2 separate regions of the Homo sapiens genome follow, and region 1 is linked to region 2. Evidence: chromatin loops called from intact Hi-C (ENCODE). Cell type or tissue: mammary epithelial cell. All regions are shown on one strand. Links, peaks and the distances in the headings refer to the core of each region. The heading gives the core; the rest is flanking DNA.

Evidence for each region. Hi-C counts contacts between places; a loop is a spot of excess contacts. Peaks named below come from ENCODE experiments on the same cell type or tissue, not always from the same donor. Only the 100,000 strongest peaks of a DNase experiment are listed, where the experiment ranks them.
Region 1: it touches region 2 in a loop (14-fold over the local background); 4 of 110 quality-filtered maps call a loop at or near these places.

The regions. Positions count from the first base shown.
Region 1 is chr10:79,291,094-79,295,475 of GRCh38, forward strand. It overlaps ZMIZ1 (zinc finger MIZ-type containing 1), which reads left to right. Exons shown (of 25, transcript NM_020338.4): 10 at 1-83; 11 at 1,065-1,263; 12 at 2,288-2,560. Among named protein-coding and RNA genes, the nearest start is that of PPIF, 54 kb to the right of the region's middle. RefSeq lists a silencer at 1,996-2,055 and cis regulatory regions at 2,663-3,424, 2,709-3,539. In mammary epithelial cell, for the core only: a CTCF peak has its summit at 2,098 (motif pointing right); a DNase peak (open chromatin) is centred at 3,408.
Region 2 is chr10:79,465,594-79,469,975 of GRCh38, forward strand. No RefSeq gene overlaps it. Among named protein-coding and RNA genes, the nearest start is that of ZCCHC24, 22 kb to the left of the region's middle. In mammary epithelial cell, for the core only: a CTCF peak has its summit at 2,003 (motif pointing left); a DNase peak (open chromatin) is centred at 1,988.

The DNA.
Region 1 (4,382 bases), core at 311-4,310, 170 kb before region 2:
AAGGCTGGCCCCGCTCAGCCCTACATCCAGCAGAGCATGTATGGCCGGCCCAACTACCCCGGCAGCGGGGGCTTTGGGGCCAGGTGAGCAGGGCTGACCTGTGGCAGAAGCCATGGACGCCACCCCTCTTCCTCCTTCCAGTGGGGAGGGACCCACTTAAATCCCAGCTCCACGCTTTCTGCCCTGAGAAGTTATCCTCTGTTGTTACATGAGTTGAAGGGGCTCAGTCATCCCTGGCTCCCAGGGCTGGCCTGCAGATAAGGCGCTGCAGCAGTTGGCCTGTGTTCTGACAGTCGTCAGACTCGTAGAAATAGAGAGGTGACATTCTTACTCCTCAAAACCTCAAAACAACCCTTCTCTAAATTTTGTCTTTAATGAATAGGAAAATATTGAGAAAATCTGGATTGGGAAAGTCGAAGAGCAGGTATAGATGGGGTCCAGTTGCCCAAAGACAGTGAAGCAGTCTGGGAATATCTGCTCTGCCTTGCTGATTGGTGAAAGCAGAACTATGCAGAGACTGCGAGTCCCTTGGCTGGGAAGAAAAGGGCAGGGACTCCCAGGATATGGAGCTCTGGGGAGTGGTGTGAGGCGAGCAGAGGTGCCCATTCTCCTCTTTCCACCCCGCCCTGCCTAAGACCCCCACCTTGGCCTCAGCCCTCACCAGCCCTGGCTGGGTTTCTGGCCTGGGGTTGGCACAGCTATATGACCTGGTGGTTAAACACAGGGATCAGAAACACCTGCAGCTGCAGCCGCAGCTCCGCCATCAATGCTGCAGGGCCTTGGGCAAGTTGCTCAGGTTCTCTGAGACTCAGTGTCCTTCAGAAGATGGGCTCACCAGGGCCCCGACAGCATGCAGTGAGGGTGCAGGCACCCCCAAGGGCTCCAGGAGCACAGCAGCCTGGTCGTTGCCAAGTGGCACAAATGAATGGCTGCCAATCCCAAGAGGCCCCGTCCCCTCTAGGTTCTGGGTACAGCTCCATCATCTCCCTTCCAGCCCACAGCTTGCCCTCAGTTCCCCTCAGATGCAGGCAGTACCTAACTCTTCCACCCTTCTCCCCCTGCAGTTACCCTGGGGGTCCTAACGCCCCCGCAGGCATGGGCATCCCTCCGCACACCAGGCCGCCTGCTGACTTCACTCAGCCCGCGGCAGCCGCTGCAGCAGCGGCAGTGGCAGCAGCAGCAGCCACAGCTACAGCCACAGCCACGGCCACTGTGGCAGCCCTGCAGGAGACACAGAACAAGGATATAAACCAGTATGGACCGGTAAGGGTTCCCACTAATCCTGGTCCAGCCTTGCCCAGCCAGCCAGGCAGACAGCCCTGGGAAACCAGAGTTGGGATGTCAGTGCTTATGGGGCCATGTGTGCTGGGAGAGCTGACTGCATTAGGGTGCATTTGGGCTTTCATGGAAGCATGTGGAGGTCTGTGTGTTTAGAATGGCGCATGTCTAGAATGGGGCGTGTCAGTGTGCTTGGGTGTGGTGGGGTGTATGGGTGCTGGTGTTTGTTCTGTGTGTTGGTGGCTCATGTACAACTGCATATGGGGAAAAGGTTCTACATGGCTCTCTGGGCCCCCAACTCACCAAGGAGTGGGCTCAATGTCTAAAAATAGTCTTGTGACCGGTCTGTCTCCTGGATTGCCTCTGAGACCAGTGCCCTCCTAGTCACCCTATCTGTGGGTCTGCGCAGGCCCCAGTGCTGCTCCCTGACCTTCTGAAGGATGGGTTAGGGGATGAGGAGAGGGGAGCCCCCATAGGAATGCAGAACAGGAGGTGAGGAGGTGGGAACTGCAGGGCAGAGGGGCAGAAGTGGAAGCTGGGCTGAGGCCAACTTTGGGGATGGAGGGTGTGCCTCCACTGGCCCAGGACCAAGGGCAGGGCCAGGGCTTCCAGGAAAGGGGCTGCAGTCTCACTCGGGCTCCTGCCTCCACCCTCATCTACCTCCACCCTCCCATACCCCTCCCTGTCCCTGCACACTTTCCTGGTTTTCTGCCTGCCTCCCTCCCTGGAAATGCTGCCTGTGCATCGGAGTGACCACCTCACCCCACCCCACCCCATCCCCTAACACCCCTGAGCTGCATCTCTCCTGTGCGGCTGCAGAGGGCAGCAGTGAGCCTGGGTGGATCCTGCTCCCCTGGGGCCTGGTTGGTCACCAGTCACTGCCGCACAGGACAGTGCCCCCTCCCCACTCCTCCACCTCCCCAACCCTTCCCTCCCTGCACTTTCAATGCATGTGGCATTTTATTCTTTTTTTTTTCTTCTCCCGTTGAAGGTCTGTTCCTCTTTCCAGATGGGTCCCACCCAGGCGTATAACAGCCAATTCATGAACCAGCCCGGGCCGCGGGGGCCTGCCTCCATGGGGGGCAGCATGAACCCCGCGAGCATGGCGGCTGGCATGACGCCCTCGGGGATGAGCGGCCCTCCCATGGGCATGAACCAGCCCCGGCCGCCCGGCATCAGCCCCTTTGGCACACACGGGCAGCGGATGCCCCAGCAGACCTACCCGGGCCCCCGGCCCCAGTCCCTTCCTATTCAGAACATAAAGAGGCCATACCCTGGAGAGGTGAGTGCAGCAGTGGGAGCCTGGGAGGTGGGAACTGGGACACCTGGGCTTGAAGACATGGGCCGTGGGTACGGCTTTGGAAGGGGTGTGGCTTGGACTCCAGCACACTTGGACAAAGAGGCAGGGGCTTAGGGGTCAGGTGCTCCTGGGTTTGAGACCTGGTTCTGCTGTTTCCCAACTGAAAGACCTCGAGCCAGTCACCCTGCCTCCTAGGGCTGCTTGAGGGACTTGAGGAGGTGTCCGTGAAGTGCTTGGCCCTGGGCTGGCATGTGCCGCCACTCAGCAAGCAGCAGTTCCTCTTACTGTAGTGACTCTTGTCTTGGCTCAGCCACTAACTGGGTGACCTGGGTTTAGTTCCTCCTGCCCACATGAGAGCTTCCCCAACTCCTCTCCAAGAAAGAGAGCTGAGACAAAATGCTTCCAGTCTATAAGGGCTGACCCGTCCGGGAAGTGACTGGAAGGCAGGCAGCGTGTTTCCAGTCTGTAAGGATTGACCTGTTGGGGAAGTGACTGGAAGGCAGAGAGCGTGTTTCCAATCTATAAGGACTGACCCGTTGGGGAAGTGACTGGAAGGCCGGCAGCTGTTTCCAGTCTATAAGGACTGACCCGTCAGGGAAGTGACTGGAAGGCAGACAGCGTGTTTCTTAGCTCTTGTTTCCATCCACACTTGGTCACTGTATAGGAAGTGGCACTGCCTCTTGGGCTGCACAGCCAGCTCAGCCAAGGTGTTGGGGAAGATTTGGGGAAGTAAAACCCACACCTCCTGCCCTCTGGGAAGTGAGGTTTTAGCAGGAAAGAAAAGTTTTTAGCAGAGACTCACCAGGGAATGAAGCATAGCAGACTGCACAGAACTCAATATGAGTCAGAGAAGGCAGGCTTCCTGGAGGGTGTGTCACAAGTAAATCCTCAGAAAATGATGCTGGCAGCAGCTGGCCCATCTGGGTACCCAGGTAAGGATTTAGTTTACCTGCAGAAGACGTAGGGACGTGGCTCTGCAGATGCCCCTCGTGAAGCCCTGGTTGCTCCCCACGACCAAGCCCCTTTTTGAGCAGGGTGTGCCCAGCTCTCTGCCTGCCTCCCTCCCAGCTTGCATGCCCACTCTCAGAGCAGTTTTCTCCTCCTAGCTCCTCTCAGCTCTGTGGCCTTCACCTTGGGTTCACAGCGGCTTTAGATTCCAAAGACCTTAAGTTCCTTGAAGATCTGCACATTTCCCCTCAGTATCCACCTTAGGATGGGCGGGGAGGCTTGGCAACAAGTGGAGGTATTCTGAGTTCAGGAGGGGAGAGAGAGGGGGGGGGGTCAGGGGCTTCCTCATGCATCCAAGAAGCTGGATCAAGCCCCAACCCTCCACCTGGTGGACACTAGTTCAGGGAGGGGCCAGAGAAGGACCATTGGCTCCTGGGTCCTGAGTTTGGGGGAGCCTCAAGCTATTGGCACCTCTCCTGGCACTCAGGCCCCATGCAGTTTCTAGGCCTTTTCTCAGCCACCCTGTGCTCAAAATCCCAGTGTCCCACTGGCTGTGCTGGGGGTGCATCTGTTAGCCCACGCCAAAGGAGGCAATCTCGGATGAGGCTTCAGCAGAATTCCTGGTCATTGGTGTCACCCCTGCACCTGCACCTGTGCCATGCTTATGGCTCTTGCCTGCCTAAAGAGAGCACACCAAAGGCTCTCCATATTTTTACTAAATTAATCATCCTTTTCATAGAGTGCTGCTGCTACCCAGCTACAGCACTGGGTGGTCACAGCCTATGCGGCCTGATCCTGTCTGGAAGACTGGCCTTCCTTCCCCTTGCCATGGCTTGTTCATACAATATTTGAATTG
Region 2 (4,382 bases), core at 322-4,321:
TTGGGAGGCCAAGGCTTGAGCCCAGGAGTTTGAGACTAGTCTGGGCAACATGATGAAACCCCATCTTTACCAAAAATGCAAAAATTAGCCAACCTCATACTCAGTCTCAAAATAAATAAATAAATAAATAAATAAAAATTAAATTAAGGCCGGGCGTGGTGGCTCACGCCTGTAATCCCAGCACTTTGGGAGGCTGAGACGGGCGGATCACGAGGTCAGGAGATCGAGACCATCCTGGCTAACATGGTGAAACCCCGTCTCTACTAAAAATACAAAAATTAGCCGGGCATGGTGGCGCGCGCCTGTAGTCCCAGCTACACGGGAGGCTGAGGCAGGAGAATGGCGTGAACCCGGGAGGCGGAGCTTGCAGTGAGTCGAGATCGCGCCACTGCACTCCAGCCTGGGCGACAGAGCAAAACTCCGTCTCAAAAAAAAAAAAAAAAAAAAAAAAAAAAAAAAAAAAATTAAATTAAAAAATTAAAACAAATGAAAACAAATCAAATAACCCAATTTTTAAAATGGGAAAACAAATATTTCTTTAAAGAAGACATACAAATGGCCAATAGGTGCATGAGAAAATGCTCAATATCATTAGTCATTTGGGAAATGCAAATCAAAACCTCTGTGAGATACCACTTCGTACCCACTGGGATAGGCAAAGATGTGGAGAAATTGGAACCCTCAAACATTGATGGTAGAAATGTAAAATGGTGCAGCCACTATAGAAAACAGTTTGGGGCTGGGAGCAGTGGCTCACGCCTGTAATCCCAGCACCTTGGCAGGCCAAGGAAGGCAGATCGCTTGAGGTCAGGAATTCGAGACCAGCCTGGCCAACATGGTGAGACCCCATTTCCACTAAAAGATACAAAAAATAGCCAGACGTGGTGACAAGCGCCTGTAATCCCAGCTACTCAGGAGGCTGAGGCAAGAGAAACACTTGAACCCTGGAGGCGGAAACTACAGTGAGCCGAGATTGTGCCACTGCACTTCACCCTGGGTGACATAGGGAGAGTCTTGTCTCAAAAAAAAAAAAAAAATTAAAAAAAATTTTAAAAAAGAACACAGTTTGGTGGCTCCTCAACGAGTTAAACAGAGAATTGCCACATGACTCAGCAATCCCACTTCTAAGTCTATACCCAAAAGGATTGAAAACAAACAGGTACTTAAATAGTTGTACACAAATGCTCATAGAAGCACTACTCGCAATAGACAAAAAGTGGAAATCACCCAGATATCCATCAATGGATGAATGGGTACAAAAAAATGTGAACATTATTCAGCCATTACAAAAAGTAAAGTGCTGATGCATGCTACAACATAAATAAACTTTGAAAACGTTATGGTAAGTGAAAACGGCCATACTTAAAAGGTCAAATTTTGTATGATTCTATTTATATGAATGTCCAGAATAGGCAAATCTGTAGACACAGAAAGCAGCTTGTTGGATGCCAGGGGCTGGGGAGGGTGGAGGGATAATGGCAAGTGACCACTAGAGAGTATGGGGTTTCATTTCGGGGTGATGAAAATGTCCTGGAATTAGATAGTGGTAACGGTTGCACAACTCTGTGAATACACTAGAAAACACTAAATGTTGTATTTTAAAAAGGTGAGTGATATGTTATGTGAATCATATCTCAATTGAACAAAAGAAGGCTGTAGGCTGGGCATGGTGGCTCACGCCTGTAATCCCAGCACTTTGGGAGGCCGAGGCAGGCGGATCACCTGAGGTCAGGAGTTCAAGACCAGTCTGGCTAACATGGTGAAACCCCGTCTCTACTAAAAAGTACAAAAATTAGCCTGGAGTGGTAGTGTGTACCTGTAATCCCAGGTACTCAGGAGGCTGAGGCAGGAGAATCGCTTGAACCGGGAGGCGGAGGTTGCAGCCACTGCACTCCAGTCCAGTCGACAGAGCAAGACTCTGTTTCAAAAAAAAAAAAAAAAAAAGGCTGTAAACTCCTTGGTCAATTGTGAGAACTTGTTCTCCAGCGCCCCCTATGGGGGATCACAGACTCTGTTGCCTCCATGTTGAAGGACAGGATAGCCAGGGACCTGGAACAAGAGCCCTGGCAAAGTAGCTTGAGCAAAAGGGAAGATTTGCCAGATAGATGCAGAAATATCTGATGGTACCTGAGGGCAGCCAGGGCAGGACTTTCAAGGCAGTGAAGACACAAAGGGGGAAGCTGGCCGGAGCCCAGGCAGCCCCTCTCCCAGCCTCCTTCCTTTCTCTGCCCCAACCTCCTCAGGCTCCAGGGACTTCTGTTTTTCTCTGTTATGTAAGAATCCTCATGACCAGTCTGAAGGTTCTGTCTGCTTATCGGTGGCTCACCAGTGGAGCCCTGGAAACACCCGACCCTGGCACTCTATGTTCCAGCTCTAGGAGATAGTGGACCTGCCTGGCTTCTGGATTAATTCTCCGTGGTCAAACGTCCACTCAAAGTCCGATCAGCTGGACCTCAGAAGAGGCTGGAAATGGGCTGCTCCTCTTGGATCCTAAGGATGGTTTGTGTCACTAAGCAGGAGACAGACAGGGCTGAAGAACACAGAAACCAGGAACTCAAATATGCTGTGTCTCTTCTCTCTGTTTCCCTCCCTCTCAGCTCTCTCCCTGCACTGCACACTGGCAGCAGCTCCAGACCTGCACACCCTGGAGAAGGAAGGATTGGGATTCTTCCACTTCCAACCCAGTGAATCTGAGGGAAGAACTCTGCCTAATCCAGCTTGTCCTGAGGTCAAAGAAGCCCCAGAGGAAGGGTGATAATACTGCTAGGGCCCCCTCTATAGGCGTGTGCATGGGGTGGAACAGTTCCCAAGAAGGGGAGGGGAAGGCACAACTACAGTCATCTACTACAAGATCTATAAAAGCTGGGGAGAGGGGTTGAGGAGAGCATAGGACCACCAGCCTGTCTGATCAACATGTGAGGCCTTCTTGGAGGAAGGCAGGATTTCCAGAGTGTTTCCATGGTAGGAACGTTACTATTTGCCATCAAATTGCAGGATTGCTAGAACATGGGATTTGAAACCCCCTCAATGGATTCTGAAAATCAGGGAAGGTGAAGGGAAGACCTCATCAATAAGATACCGTAATACACAAGCCTGTTAGGAAGCTACCATGTGCTCGGTACTTCCCATTCCCCGAGCACCTCCTCAAATGAGTTCCTTTCACTGTTTTTCAGATAAGGGAAACTGAGGCTCTGAAAGGCATACTTATCTGAGCAGAGCAGGATCCCTGGAGGGCTCAGACTCCAGCCCAGACCCCTTCTATCATGGTGTACTGCCCCACCCTTTGCAGACCTCTTAGGTGGTGGGGGATCAGGCCTGGGACTAGATGAGGGGGACTGGATGTGTGTGGCCAGATGGGAGCAGCCTAGACCTCAGGAACTAAAGCTGCAGGGCACGTGGCCTTCCCTAGGCACTGCAGAGCTCTGTGGGAACTGATGAGGTGGGAGGAGGCAGTGTTTCTATGTGTGGGAGATCATATCCTTCCAATAAACACATGCGTGAGGGGCCTGGGGCTCCTCCCTGTGACTGAGGCCATTTGTTTCTAAGCAGTAAACTGTGACTGACCTGGAGACCAACCAATGCTTCCAGGGAAGATGCTCATCGGATGCCCTCCAGCTTCAAGATGGCTTCCTCAAGGGCCTCCCCAGCTCCCCACTCCAGATGTTGGGGCCCTTCTGTGACCACCATCTTTGAGGTGACAGGCCTGTGAGTGGTCAGTTTGTTCCAGAGAAGTCTTTGGGAAATGCAATCACTGTTTACACATTCCTGTTGGACTCAGATTTAGGACAGATGAAGCAGATGTGTCCTGGATATCCCAGAGGGGAGGGCTGGGCCCATGGGAGAAGACACAGGAAGGAATGTTCCGACTCAATATGAAGAGAGACTTCCAGGGGTTATAGACGTCTCTAGAATGAATGTGGGTTACTCTGGAGGAGTGAGCTCCCCTTGGTCTGAGGTATACAAGCTGAGACTGAATGTCACCGTGGAAGACAGATGAGGAAGGAATCACAGCAACACAAGTGAATTAAACTATGAGACTTTCAAAGTCCTCTCCCAGGCAGGGCCCAGTGGCTCACACCTATAATCCCAGCACTTTGGGAGGCAAAGGCCAGAGGATCGCTTGAGCTCAGGAGTTCGATACCAGCTGGGCAGCATAGAAAGTTTTGAAATGTTCTACAAAATAATTAAAAATTAGCCGGGTGTGGTGGTGTGTGTCTGTAGTCCCAGCTACTCAGGAGGCTGAGGTAGGAGGATCTCTTGAGCGAGGGAAGTTGAAGCTGCTGTGAGCTATGATCATGTCACTGCACACCAGCCTGGGCAACAGAGCAAGACCCTATCTCCAAAAAATAAAATAAAAAGAAAATGAAGTCCTCTTCCAGCCC